Regions from separate parts of the Homo sapiens genome. Here region 1 is linked to region 2. The links are chromatin contacts, found by Hi-C or POLR2A ChIA-PET in ENCODE. All regions are on one chromosome and are shown on one strand. The core of a region is the stretch at or near the end of the contact, and the rest is flanking DNA. Distances in the headings are between cores, read along the strand shown.

Region 1 (5,783 bases), core at 2,802-5,301, 470 kb before region 2:
AGCACCTTTTACAAATAGACCTTTGGTAGCCAAATCTTTTTTTTTGGTTTTTTTTTTTTTTTTTGAGACGCAGTCTTGCTCGTCCTCCAGGCTGGAGTGCAGTGGCGCAATCTCGGCTCACTGCAAGCTCCGCCTCCCGGGTTCACGCCACTCTCCCGCCTCAGCCTCCCGAGTAGCTGGGACTACAGGCGCCCACCACCATGCCCAGCTAATTTTTTTTTTGTATTTTTAATAGAGACGGGATTTCACCGTGCTAGCCGGGATGTTCTCCATCTCCTGACCTCGTGATCCGCCCACCTCGGCTTCCCAAAGTGCTGGGATTACAGGTGTGAGCCACCGCGCCCAGCCTGGTAGCCAAATCTAACTTGTCCTCTAAATATGCTCAGACTTGTCGAAATTTTCTGTGGGTTCACAGCTCAGCTTAGTCTTGGTGTCTCCTACTACTATCACAACTGACATCCTTGAAAACTAAACCATTGCCACACCTTTTTTCTAGCTCTTATTCCTCCACTACAATAAAAAACACTTTATGTTAGCTTTTAGCTTTCATACATATCTTTTCATGTATTAAAGTCTGTACAGACTTTGAGATTGGCATGCCTGAACTACCTTCTGTGTACTAAATTTGGACTCTTATAAAGCATCTTATCGGCAATGATTTTGAAATTGTAGTAGGTTGGTGTTGATTGCCAGTCAAAAAGTTAGCTGCACTCATGTTCTTGGCTTTATCCAAACAACTATATTTATTTATATATTTGAATATTCTATTATATTTTCTCCTTACTTCTCATTATTTGAAAAATGAATCCACAATAGAAAAGTGAAAGGGCTGGTAAAATACAAATGCCTAAGTATCTTAATAATATTTTAATAATAAATTTGGGACAAAGACTAAAATGAGCTGAAAGCAGTGACTTGTCAATCTTGAAGTTTCATTAGTCTTAAGTGGTTTGTCCGTGTGTTGAGGTATATTAAAAAAAAAGAAAAATGTATGTGGGATGCTTTAGAAATATATCGTAAAAGATTGGGCTTAAAAGGTGAAGTATAATGAGAGAGAAGACGGTGTAACATTTTGTAGCTCTTTGGGAAGAAAACCCACTGTTAAAATCACTTATTATAATTTACTTTTCCTATTACTATTTTTCATAATTTATAATGGCATATGTACCATGTGATTATCCAGTATAGATTTCTCTCACTATACTATAATCCCCCTGAGTATTTTTTTATTTTAAACACTCTTCCATGAGAAATTAGCAAAATGACTAGCACTTGGATCGATTCAATAAATGTGTTCAATGAATTAATGAACTTGTGTGAATATTCCTATAGAAAAGCTACCTTGATGTTAGGTTGAAAGACATGAATATTTTAAATATCGATGGATGCAGCCAAGTAGCTCTCCAAAAAAGCATAAATCTCATTTGTGTGGTACTGGAAAAAAAATCTTAAAAAGATGTAGGTTTATTTGTTTCCCAGTAAAGAAATTAATACGAAACTATGCTTACAAAAATCCTATTCTGTTGTATTTAAAATGTTCTTTCAGGAAAAGTATATTGTATTGAGAAATTATGTTTTAAAAATTTGCAGTTGTTACTTCTTATAAGTTGATGGTGTGGTTTACTCTGAGGAAGAAACATTTAAAAAACCTGAAACTTGTATGTATAGATGTTGGCCAGGTGAAAAGTGTAGGAAATATTTTTTTAAGTAGAGGAAAAATCCAAATATTCAACAGGAAGGATGAGATTAAATAAGTTATACACATCCATACCTTGAATACCATGGAGTCATTGCAAGGAATGAGGTGGTTCTGTAGCTACTGACACAGAAAGATGTTGTTATGTTATTGAGAAGAAAAAACACAGGTATATAATCCTGTTTTCTTGAAACAAACCAACAAACAAACAATCAAACACTGTTGTGGGTGGGCATGTGTATGCACCCATACAGGCCTGTGCCTGTGCACACAGGGAAACTGTCTAGGAAGATACAAATCAGAACGTTAACTGTGTTACTCCTGGGGAGTGAAAGGGTTGGGGTTATGAGAAGGAGATTTTTAGTTTAATGTACTTCCATTTTAATTGAAAAACGTTTTCCAACCTATGTACATTTTGTAGTGAATGAATCTTTTTAAAGAAGAAAAGAATGTAGTATGTGGAAGCATGGTGGGCTGCTCCTGAAGTGCATTTGTTAATAAACTTGCAGGAAGCATCAGGACATTTCTTACGACATTTATTTATTAGACTTATACAAAATTAGTTGGATTTTTAAAGCCACAGAGCCTGTTGTTTACATTGAATTGTAGGCAGAATTCCTAAATGTGAAAACGATGAAAGCAGACTTGCTTGGTGGAAGCTGCGAGTGAGGGGCCTCTCTCGGTGTTTCCCTCCCCTCATAATCTTTTGACAGCCCCTAGGGCTCTGCTGAACACAGTTTGAAATACACTGGTCTCTTCCTGGGATGCTTTTGATTTAGTCCTTCCTGAAGGTCAGAGGGATATACCAGCCCTGTGATTCTAAAGCACAAAGAATAAAGAATGCCTACAGGTAACCCCTGAATTCCCTCTTGCCTCACGGAAAACACGTTTAGAGCAGGAAACATTCATGTCATTTAAGATATTTCCAGATGTACAATAGATGAGGAGCAGTTTTTGTTTTGCATTTCTTGGCTCTGGAGTCTTACAATTTTACTTTTTAAAATTCAAGCTTTATGATCTGTGCCCTCTTTATATCCTGAAAGTGGCTAGAACGGTTTTGTTAAGGTAACAATTGTTGAGTTCTATAAATGTCTGGCTGCTCCACCCTTCTTAGATATAATGAGACAAACAACTTTAATATATAAAAATTGCTTTGTATTTATCTAAAAATGTTTTTTCCAAGTCCAAGCAATTGAAAAAAAATATATTTTTAAAATGCATAAATTGTATTTAATACTGAAATCAAAGCTAATTTTAAAACAATTATTATTCTGTTAGAATGTGCTAACGGTTTTATATTTACTATTTCATGCCTAACATTTGACGTTTGATTTATGGGATTATTTGCAGCATTAAGAGTAAAATTTCTTAATATCACATATTGTTATGTTTAACTTTCTAGTATAATCTTAAAAGTTTTAATATGAACATGCCAGTGTGTTAAAAATATTAGAGAAAGCATATTATCACAACTAAATTTTTGCTTTGAGCCCCAAATGTCTTTGTTTTTATTTTAATTTGTGTGTGTGTGTGTGTGTGTGTGTGTGTGTGTGTGACTGTAGTATAGGGAAATAAAACCACCATAATATTGAAGGAGAAAAAAATCTCTCTTCCCCACAAGGTGGTACTGTGGTTCTTTTACTTTTTCCAAAATCTTTACCTAGAACTGCTATTTCCCCACTTGTCTTCCTCCCCCCACCTTTTACAGGTGATCTTCAATTAGATTCTAATAAAAATGAGAAATAATTTCAAAGGAAACCTGTTACTTTTAGGTTTGAAGTAACTTGCAAGCAACTAAAAATTATCTTCTTAGCCTTCTTTACAAGAGTTTTTTTTTCCTTAGCTTTTTTCTTCTTTTAAAAAAGTTCGTGTACATACTTTGGTTATAGTTTACGACATTTTATAATCTTTGTGTTATATATACTATGATAGTGTATACAGTGTGGTTTTTGGTTGTAAAGAAATAACGTGTATTTTTAAGTATCTTTAAAATGTTTCAATAAATGAGTATAAATGCAGCTCATCTTTAGGCAATTCAACTTGGTGGTGTTTTAATTTTCTCTCTTAACCAACTTTCATAATTAAGAACTTGATCCAAACCTCATTTCTACAGGTAAAAGTTACGGAACATGGTTTTTAAAAAAACACAAGTCAACATTGTGCTTTTAAATAATATGTTCATATTTGACTATGGAACATCATATACGATTTCGTTTTTCTCTGTACCAAGGACCAAGAGGAGTATTTGGAAGTCTGGGCTCCAGTCTCAGCTCCCCACTCGGCTCGTCGGTCGCGGGCCGACGTTCCTCCAGCCCTCGCATGGATTTCTGGGCCTGGTGTTGGGGACATGGTGACAAAGAAGCCACGGTGGCTCCTGTCCTCAGGGAAGCCGTGGTCTCAGAGGTCCCACGTAGCAGAAATTTCATGGTTGGAAATGGTGCGAAGGGGACGTGTGTCTTAAGACCGTGTTTGTGTAGTAAGCCGAGTTCTTTCTTGACTGTCTGTTTATTTGGGATAGCCCGGCGAGGGGGCGCTGGAGATTATGGGGGTGGGGGCGGTTTCTTGGGGAGGCCTGGGTCTATGGAGTGGAAACCAATCTTTGATGAATTTGGTCACAATAACGAACACGGGAGAAAAAGGAGAATTGAAAGGAAATGGATTCTGCGAGAGACTGGGGAGACAAAACCAAGAGGAAAAACACAGAATCAAAAACGACAGGAAACACTAGAGAAGAGTAGGCAGAAAATAGAGAAGAGGAAGAAACGAGTCGGACGGAGACGGGGCCGGGCACTGGGAGCTTGAGGCTGGGTCTCCATCCTTCCTTTCATCCTCTCGGGAGCCCGCAGAGACGGCGGCTTCAGTCTCGCTTTACGGGTGGGAAAGCAGCGACCTTGAGAGGTTAGGTGACTGCTCAAGGTCACCGAGCTAAGTGCCAGAGCCAGGATTCTCACCGCTCCTCACCCCAGATCGGGGCTCCGGCCAGACCACGCTGGCCGCCGGGGGAGAGGACGCGCGGGGCGGGCAGAGCGCGGCCGGGGGCCGGGAAGGAGCCGGCGCCAGGCGCGCGCGGAGGAGGCGGCCGGGCGGGGAGCCATTTCCTCCCCAAGCAACGGCGCTTTTCAGGGGCGCGACCGGGAAGCCTCTCTTGGCGTCCCTTCCCCAGCCGCAGTTTGGGCAGGGGAGCGAGGGCCGGGAGGCGTCTAGGCTGTGGCGAGGGGAGAAGCATCCCCCATCCCTCCGCTCCCCGTCTCGCTCAAGCTCTTCCTGCGCCACGGGCAGGTCTCCCAGCCTCGCCATCGCGGGGCGTCCCCGTCCCGGCCCACACCTCTTTCCTCTCCAGCCACACCGGCGCGCCCCGAGGGTTGCAGGCGGGGGCTGCACCGGGTTGAAGCCCAGTCAACCACACGTCCCAGGGCTTAGGCGCCGGGCGGGGACAACGTGTCTGCCTGGGCTCAGACGCTGCTAGGGGGCATCCCTGTCGGTGAGACCAGACTCAGACACGAGGGGGCCTGGGCTATTACAAACCTCAGGGTAACTTACAGGAATATACACAAATACACAAGACTAGCAACGTTTGTACCTCAGGGGGCAAATCAAAACAATCACAAGGACGAATCTTGCCCAGTCTATATTGTAAATCGATGCAGTTGCATATTATGAGCACCCCATTCGAAGAATAGCTCCTGCCAGTCCTCAGTGATTATTCAATGATTATCAATTGACGAGACACCTTTCACCTGAAAATGGCTTGTCTGCATTGTCTTTCTTCTCAGAGAACTGCGAATTAAAGTTTCTTTGTTAGGGAGAACAAAGAAGAATCCAAATTATTTTAAGGAGGCTTTAGCATTTGACTTGGCAAACCGTTTTGCTAAAGATCAACCCTTCGCTCTGTGGTTCGCCCCCTCTCTGTCACAGCCTCACAGCCGAGTTGTCTTTGAAACAAGACTAGAGCTCCTGGTGGGTTTGGGGGCTCCCTCTTCTAGAGGTGAGCAATTTAGAGCTAAGGGGAAATTTAGAAGCCGCGTAACAGACCCGTTAACATTCACATCGGAGGCAACTGAGGCCTGCAGAAGTTAAGGCTGTCTTG
Region 2 (6,051 bases), core at 1,048-3,547:
CAGAGGTGGCAGCTGTGGGTGTGCTGGGAAGTCATGGGAAAATCCAGAGCAGAGCCAACGCAGGGCCACTGAGTGCTGCTGCAGGGGGCAGGAGAACCCCACTAACGATCCTCAGTCCTTAGAGTCAGGGAATAAAGCCAGGCATCTGAGCAGATATGAGCAATCCCAGAGATAAGAATCTAAGCTCCTTGGGAGCAGAGGCTGTGTCTTGTGTCTCCTTGAATTCCCAGAGTCTATGTTGGCCACACAGCAGAATGCATCCTTCATTGCTGGAAGGAAGAATCAGACACAGGAGATGGGAGGGAGCCACCAGAACTGTGGAGAGGTTGGAGGGCAGAACACTCAGACTTAGAGGCATGTGTTGAGGAGGAGATAGACTAAGAGACTGTTCTGTCCTGTCTATGAAGCCCTGAAAGGGATGGAGCTAGCCACTGAGAAACAACTACGTGGAATTATACTGGAAAATTACAATTAATATTTCACTTTTCTCAAAAATATTTTATTTTGAAAGACCTGAATATCTTAAATGCTGGTTACCAGAGTTACCATGTTGATGTGAAATGGCCTGTTTTGGCACATCATTTTAAGGTGTGCACTGGGAGGGCAGGGTTGGTGATAAGCACACCATCCACCCTAGGCCAGGGTTTCCCATCGCATATCCCGCTGAACACCAGTCTTACTGGGTGCTCTACCAAAAAAAGAAAGAAAGGATCCTTGGCCAAATAATTTAGGGAATAGAGTGGACCAGATGTTTCTTTTGGAGAGCCTTCATTTAAATAGCATATGAGGGTCTGGACTTCAGTGAACAGACTTTATTTCATTCAATGCAACGCCTCCTGAGCTTCAATGAACATAGAAGCCCATTGACATATAGCAAATATTTCCTACATGTTGGGCAATGTTGCTGCTGTGGCTAGTTAAAGCAGATTTCAGTTATATCTGTTTAGGGCCATTGCAGAATCACAGGAAGTTGAAATTTTCCTTAGACCATTCTGAATGACCCCTGGAGCATAGTCCTGGGGCAATGGCTTCATTTCATCATGGATCTGGATCCAGAGTCAGATAAAGCCAGTAAAAGAAAAACCTGTCAGCTGTTTACCTGTCACTAAATAAACAAAGGCAAATTGCTTTACTTTCTTGAGCTCCATTTTTCCCACCTGCCCTCTTGTACTTCTTTTCTCAGAAGGGTGTGTAGAGAATGAAAGGTATATCTTATCCCATGAAGCCTAACTGGGATTTGTTGTAGTTAAGCAGAATTAACATTTCTTATTTGCAAGCATAATCTTCTTTGCTATTCCTACCAGCAGGACTCAGAGAAGTCAGATTGTATTGTCTGCATTTACAGAGGTAGAAAGCAGTGCATAGAGAGATTGAGGGGATAACAGAGTTCCTAGCTGGGTGTGTCCTTCTTGTGATACTCTAAAATGGGCTGTTGCACATACAGCTCACAAAATAGGGTCTTGACCAAGAGGAATACAGCTGAGCTCACTTCTAACAAAGTCTCTGCTTGTAGCTGGGGTTGCTAGCTTTGTAGTGATTTGTCAGGACTAGGTTCTGTTTTCATTACTGTGCTCTTGCACAAACAGAAGGCGATTTGAAATAAATGGGGACATTTATCCACTAGGTGGAGCTACATCCTTTGTTCTCTGATGGATGCTTTTCCCAACACTAAAATGTATTTGGTTTGGGTGGGAACTCAGCAAAGAGTATACATCGTTTTTTTCTCTCACCTTGTTGTGGGAGCTACAGTACTTTGAATGAAGAATGAATGGAGAATGGGCATGTTTTCATGCTGGGAATAAGAGATACGATGTGTTAGAATGTCCTGTGAAATGTAGCAGATAGCTGAGCGAAATCAGACTGCCTCACTTTGAATTAGGTCCCACGACTTGCTAAATGCATGGAAAATGGAAAGTTATTTAACCCACCCGTTATTTCACTTCTTATCTATTTTTTTATTTGTTAAATAGTTGCATTATAAGGTTTCTTGATGGAGTAAATGAAATCTGTGTGGAGAACTTAACCAATAATCTGGAACATTGTAATTCCTCAGTGTGTTAGTAATTGGTATTATCTGTGGTTTAAGTTTTCATGTGATTCAATGCCTAGTAAAAAACAACTTGATATTTTCATATGAAAATGTGAAATTCAACAGGATTTGTATTTCCGGGCTGCCTTGATTCTTTTGTTACCATTTGGGTTCCCGCATGCCCTCAACCTTCTTAATCCCTGCACGGCCTTCCTCTTCCCTAAAGCAGTGTTCTTCAGACTAATGTGTGCATCCAATCACTAGGAGGACTTGTTAAAACTCAGATTGCTGGGCTCCACCCCCAGGGCTTATGATTCTGTGGGGCTGTGGTGGGACTTGAGAATAGACATTTCTAAAGAATGCCCAGGCGATGCTGATGCTGCTTGCATACCTGCTCTGCCTGCCTGTGGGTGGGCCTCATGTGGGCACAGTGGGCTGTGACTGGGAGGCAGGGCTGCGTAGGCTTCTTTGTAGTTAGCTGCTCCAGGCCAGGCTGGCTCCCTTTCCTGGCTGGCCTTGGTGTCTAAAATGCCTTCCTCTAGAGATGTGTTTATATGAAAAAACAGATAAAGTCATTGTGAGGCTTGCAACTCCTCTTTATCATTTCTTCTTACCAACCCTGTCCCTCCCCTTACAGTTTTGATCTGACTCACACTGAAAACACACTAGGCTTCCCAGTGAATAGCTTAGAGGCCAAAGGCTATGCAAGAAATAGTAGGCAATTCGTCCACATTAAAAAAATGATCTTCAGCACAGTATATGACACATGGTAAACGTTCAACTATATTTGCTGAATGAATAAATGTGCTATGGAAGCTACATGTGGGCTAATGATAGGAGACCTCACCAGCTAGAAAGCTTTCCATTTACCAGCTGTGTGACAATGGCAAAATTATTTTATGAACAAAACACAGCTTACAATGATTAGGTATTACTGTGATTTACAGCTACATATTGATTAATACTGCTTCAATTCTTTTAGGTTGAACCATGTAAAATCGCCTCTATCTGACCATTTTTGATTTACAAAAATGACAGCTTTATATGGTTCAGCCTGATAAAACTTCTGTACTTTAAATTAGGCACATGCTTAACTAAACTCTTTTTCCGATATGCTTTCAATTCCGGGGAAGTGGATTCCTTCTTCTCTTTTTCTCGCTGCACATCTAAATGTTGTGGGAATATTTTAAAAAATAAGCCTGATGTTGGCTCTGTAAAAATTCAGTTTTATTCCCAGTCCAAGACGATCCTTCATCACTATTTTCTCATTGGAAGAATGATTCCCCTTCATTTGGAAGCAACTGGCAGATGTTCCCTGCTGAGCTGGCTCTCGGTTTTGGTGGAATGCTGCGGTGTTGAAATGCCACATGTACAATTGACTTTTCTTACTCTTCCCACTCCCCGTTCTGGAAATTGCTTCCACTTCCACCCCCACCCCATTCATAGGGTACATTAATCTGTGTTTTAATCTTCTGCACAACCACCCATGCCCTCTTCCCATGTCTCTCCCTCTCCCCCACCCTCTCTCATTTAATTACAACTAACTTGAGCATCAGCAAGTGAGAGCAGCTTGCCACACGACTCTTAAGTTATTGCTTTAGTTATGCAAGAATCAATGTAAAGGTTTTAAACCCATCTGCTGTTGAGTCTTAGAACTTTTGGTGCCATGAAGTCAGTAAGATACAGTACTCTTCCAGTCCATAGTCATTCAATAAATACTTTTTGTGCACGGATTATATTAAGAAGCTCTGGCCACTTGTCCTTCATTGGAATATTTGTTAAATCATTTTAACAACTGACAGCATTTTTTTTTTTTTTAATATGGAAGGTAGAAAAAAACATGAGAATCCTGGTTACCAAAGGCTGTGGTAGGCGCACTGTCAGGAGGCACGGGGCTCAGAAGAAGGCCCCAGACAGGTACAAAGTGGACAAATTTCACCTATTGCACAACTTTGCCTCATTTGGTTATATATAACTACAATTGCTGAAGGAAGAATTAGGTATATAAACTTGGTATTTTAAACCAAATGCACGCTCTACAAATCTCTCTACAGAGTGAGCAGATAGAGTATTCATTCTGGAGTCCTGGGGTTCACTGCTCAATCACAGTGTGGCTTTGGGCAAGTTACTTTGTTTCTTGGTGCCTCAGTTTCCTCATCTGTAAAATGGAGATAACAGTAATAACTTCACAGAGTTGTTGTGGGGATAAAATGAGTGAAAGTGTCTAAAGTGCTTAGAACAGTGTCTGGCAAATAAAACTATGTAAATATGAGCTATTTTTAGTTTCAGAGAATATCTCAGAAAATGCTAAATAATAAAAATATGTAAATAATCAAGAACTGCATTCTCCTGCAGGAGCTTTTGTAACCTTGAACTTTTAAAGGTCTTCTGCATTTTTTTTTCCAGGAACATGCAGTTTTAAATGGTTTTAAGATCATTATTTATTTTAAAAATCATTCAGTGCACTAATCCGGTGGGTTTATTATCAATATATCCTTTTTTTTTCCTCCCTTGATATTTAAGCTAAAACTTCTCTCTTCTTAATTCCAGTCTATTTTTCCTCATTATCATGCTTTCACTATGCTGGTGACTTTTTTTCTTTCTTCATGTTTACCTCGTCCTGATATTTACAGAAGTACAAGAGAGAATTTGTGAACTTGGACAAACTCTTCTGGAGAGAACACTCCAGGGATCTTTTACAGACATCACAGTTCTCTTGGTTACATGAGGCAGCATGAACACAGTGCCATGGGTGCCTTTGGAAATTTATCATGAATAAAAACAGAGAAAACCCAAAAGCCACCCATTCCTGAATTAGGAAGAACAGAATTCTAGGCTGACTTTTGAATTTCCTCAAGGACTTTAAATTCCGAGGTCTAGTGATGAAACAATTCACACAGTCTTCAGCATTTGTGTTGTCATGTTTGGAATTGTGGGGGGTTGACTACAGTCATAGTTCGCCAGGATTTCACAGCAGGATCGTGGGGTCTCAGCGACCCTACCCTCATGTAGATTATTTGTGCATGTTGGAAATATATTTAGTGCTTTGATATTTTATGATTATTTTATTTACTTACTGTAACTGTCATGTTTGGGAAAAAACATATTATACTTAAAAGGTTTATTTATGTTTTTCTTGTATTTTACGCCATGCTTCAACTCTGAAGTCTTTTAAACCTCAAAAGTATATCCAGACTTCAATACTAAGTTTTATGAGACAAATTATTTTTTTGTCTGCTGATTTTTCATAGTTTTTCCATGTATGATATTTACTTATTGGAATATTTATTTCAAGATGTCATATTCAGGGTCTAGTTAGGGTAATTTTAAGCATCCGGTAAGAAGTTATGTGTTGGTTACTTTTCTTAAAAACAAAAATTACCTGTCTCATTTTAGATACCTTCCATAGAGGAGAAAAAAGTAGCACCAATTTTATTCTGTTACAAAATTTCTCACTTTAGTAATATGGATACTGGAGAAATGCAGAATCTGAGACACTATGCAAGAGTTGTACAACTAGATGCAAAAGCTACATGTTGACGTATTCAAGCGAAAGGTCAGAATAAGCAAAGGAATGGAATTCTTTGGTGATTCAGTTTTTATTCTAGGTTTTATCCTTAATATGCATCTGAGGTGGTGAAGATATGACATCAAGATACTACAATTTGAAAGTATAAGTCCTCATTTTCTGCCCTATCTTATTTTTAAGTTGTGTGTGAGCATAGAGGTAGGTGAATAAAAAATTAGTGCAAAGAGGGCACAACTAAATATCATCTTGGTCCAGCCAAAATCCCTAAGTCAAAATTTACCAGACTCTCTGCTCTTGACCTTGAAGCCTTGTAATCTACTAGACTATTTAAAGAGAGAGTAAGAAGGGCACTGTGGGCCAGGCGCGGTGGCTCACGCCTGTAATCCCAGCACTTTGGGAGGCCGAGGCGGGCGGATCACGAGGTCAGGAGATCGAGATCATCCTGGCTAACACAGTGAAACCCCGTCTCTACTAAAAATACAAAAAAATTAGC

Evidence for each region. A loop is a pair of places that touch in the nucleus more often than their neighbours do. ChIA-PET counts read pairs that join two places held with the same protein, here RNA polymerase II (POLR2A). Pooled maps may share reads with other maps.
Region 1: a loop to region 2 is called in a map of posterior cingulate gyrus, with 10 times the contacts of the local background. The contact joins two enhancer-like sites. A Hi-C loop is called at or near these places in 2 of 168 maps with a recorded cell type or tissue (A673 and posterior cingulate gyrus) and 8 of 50 pooled maps. POLR2A ChIA-PET finds 5 or more read pairs at or near these places in 2 of 52 experiments (BJ and WTC11).

What each region holds. Positions count from the first base shown.
Region 1 is chr6:90,606,366-90,612,148 of GRCh38, forward strand. No RefSeq gene overlaps it. Among named protein-coding and RNA genes, the nearest start is that of MAP3K7, 22 kb to the left of the region's middle. RefSeq lists enhancers at 3,516-4,016, 4,017-4,517, 5,475-5,783 and a silencer at 4,705-4,774. Within about 2 kb of position 4,052, at least 16 of the 41 ENCODE cell types and tissues checked have a DNase peak (open chromatin) inside an H3K27ac peak, as active enhancers do.
Region 2 is chr6:91,080,039-91,086,089 of GRCh38, forward strand. No RefSeq gene overlaps it. Among named protein-coding and RNA genes, the nearest start is that of MIR4643, 440 kb to the right of the region's middle. Within about 2 kb of position 2,298, at least 2 of the 41 ENCODE cell types and tissues checked have a DNase peak (open chromatin) inside an H3K27ac peak, as active enhancers do.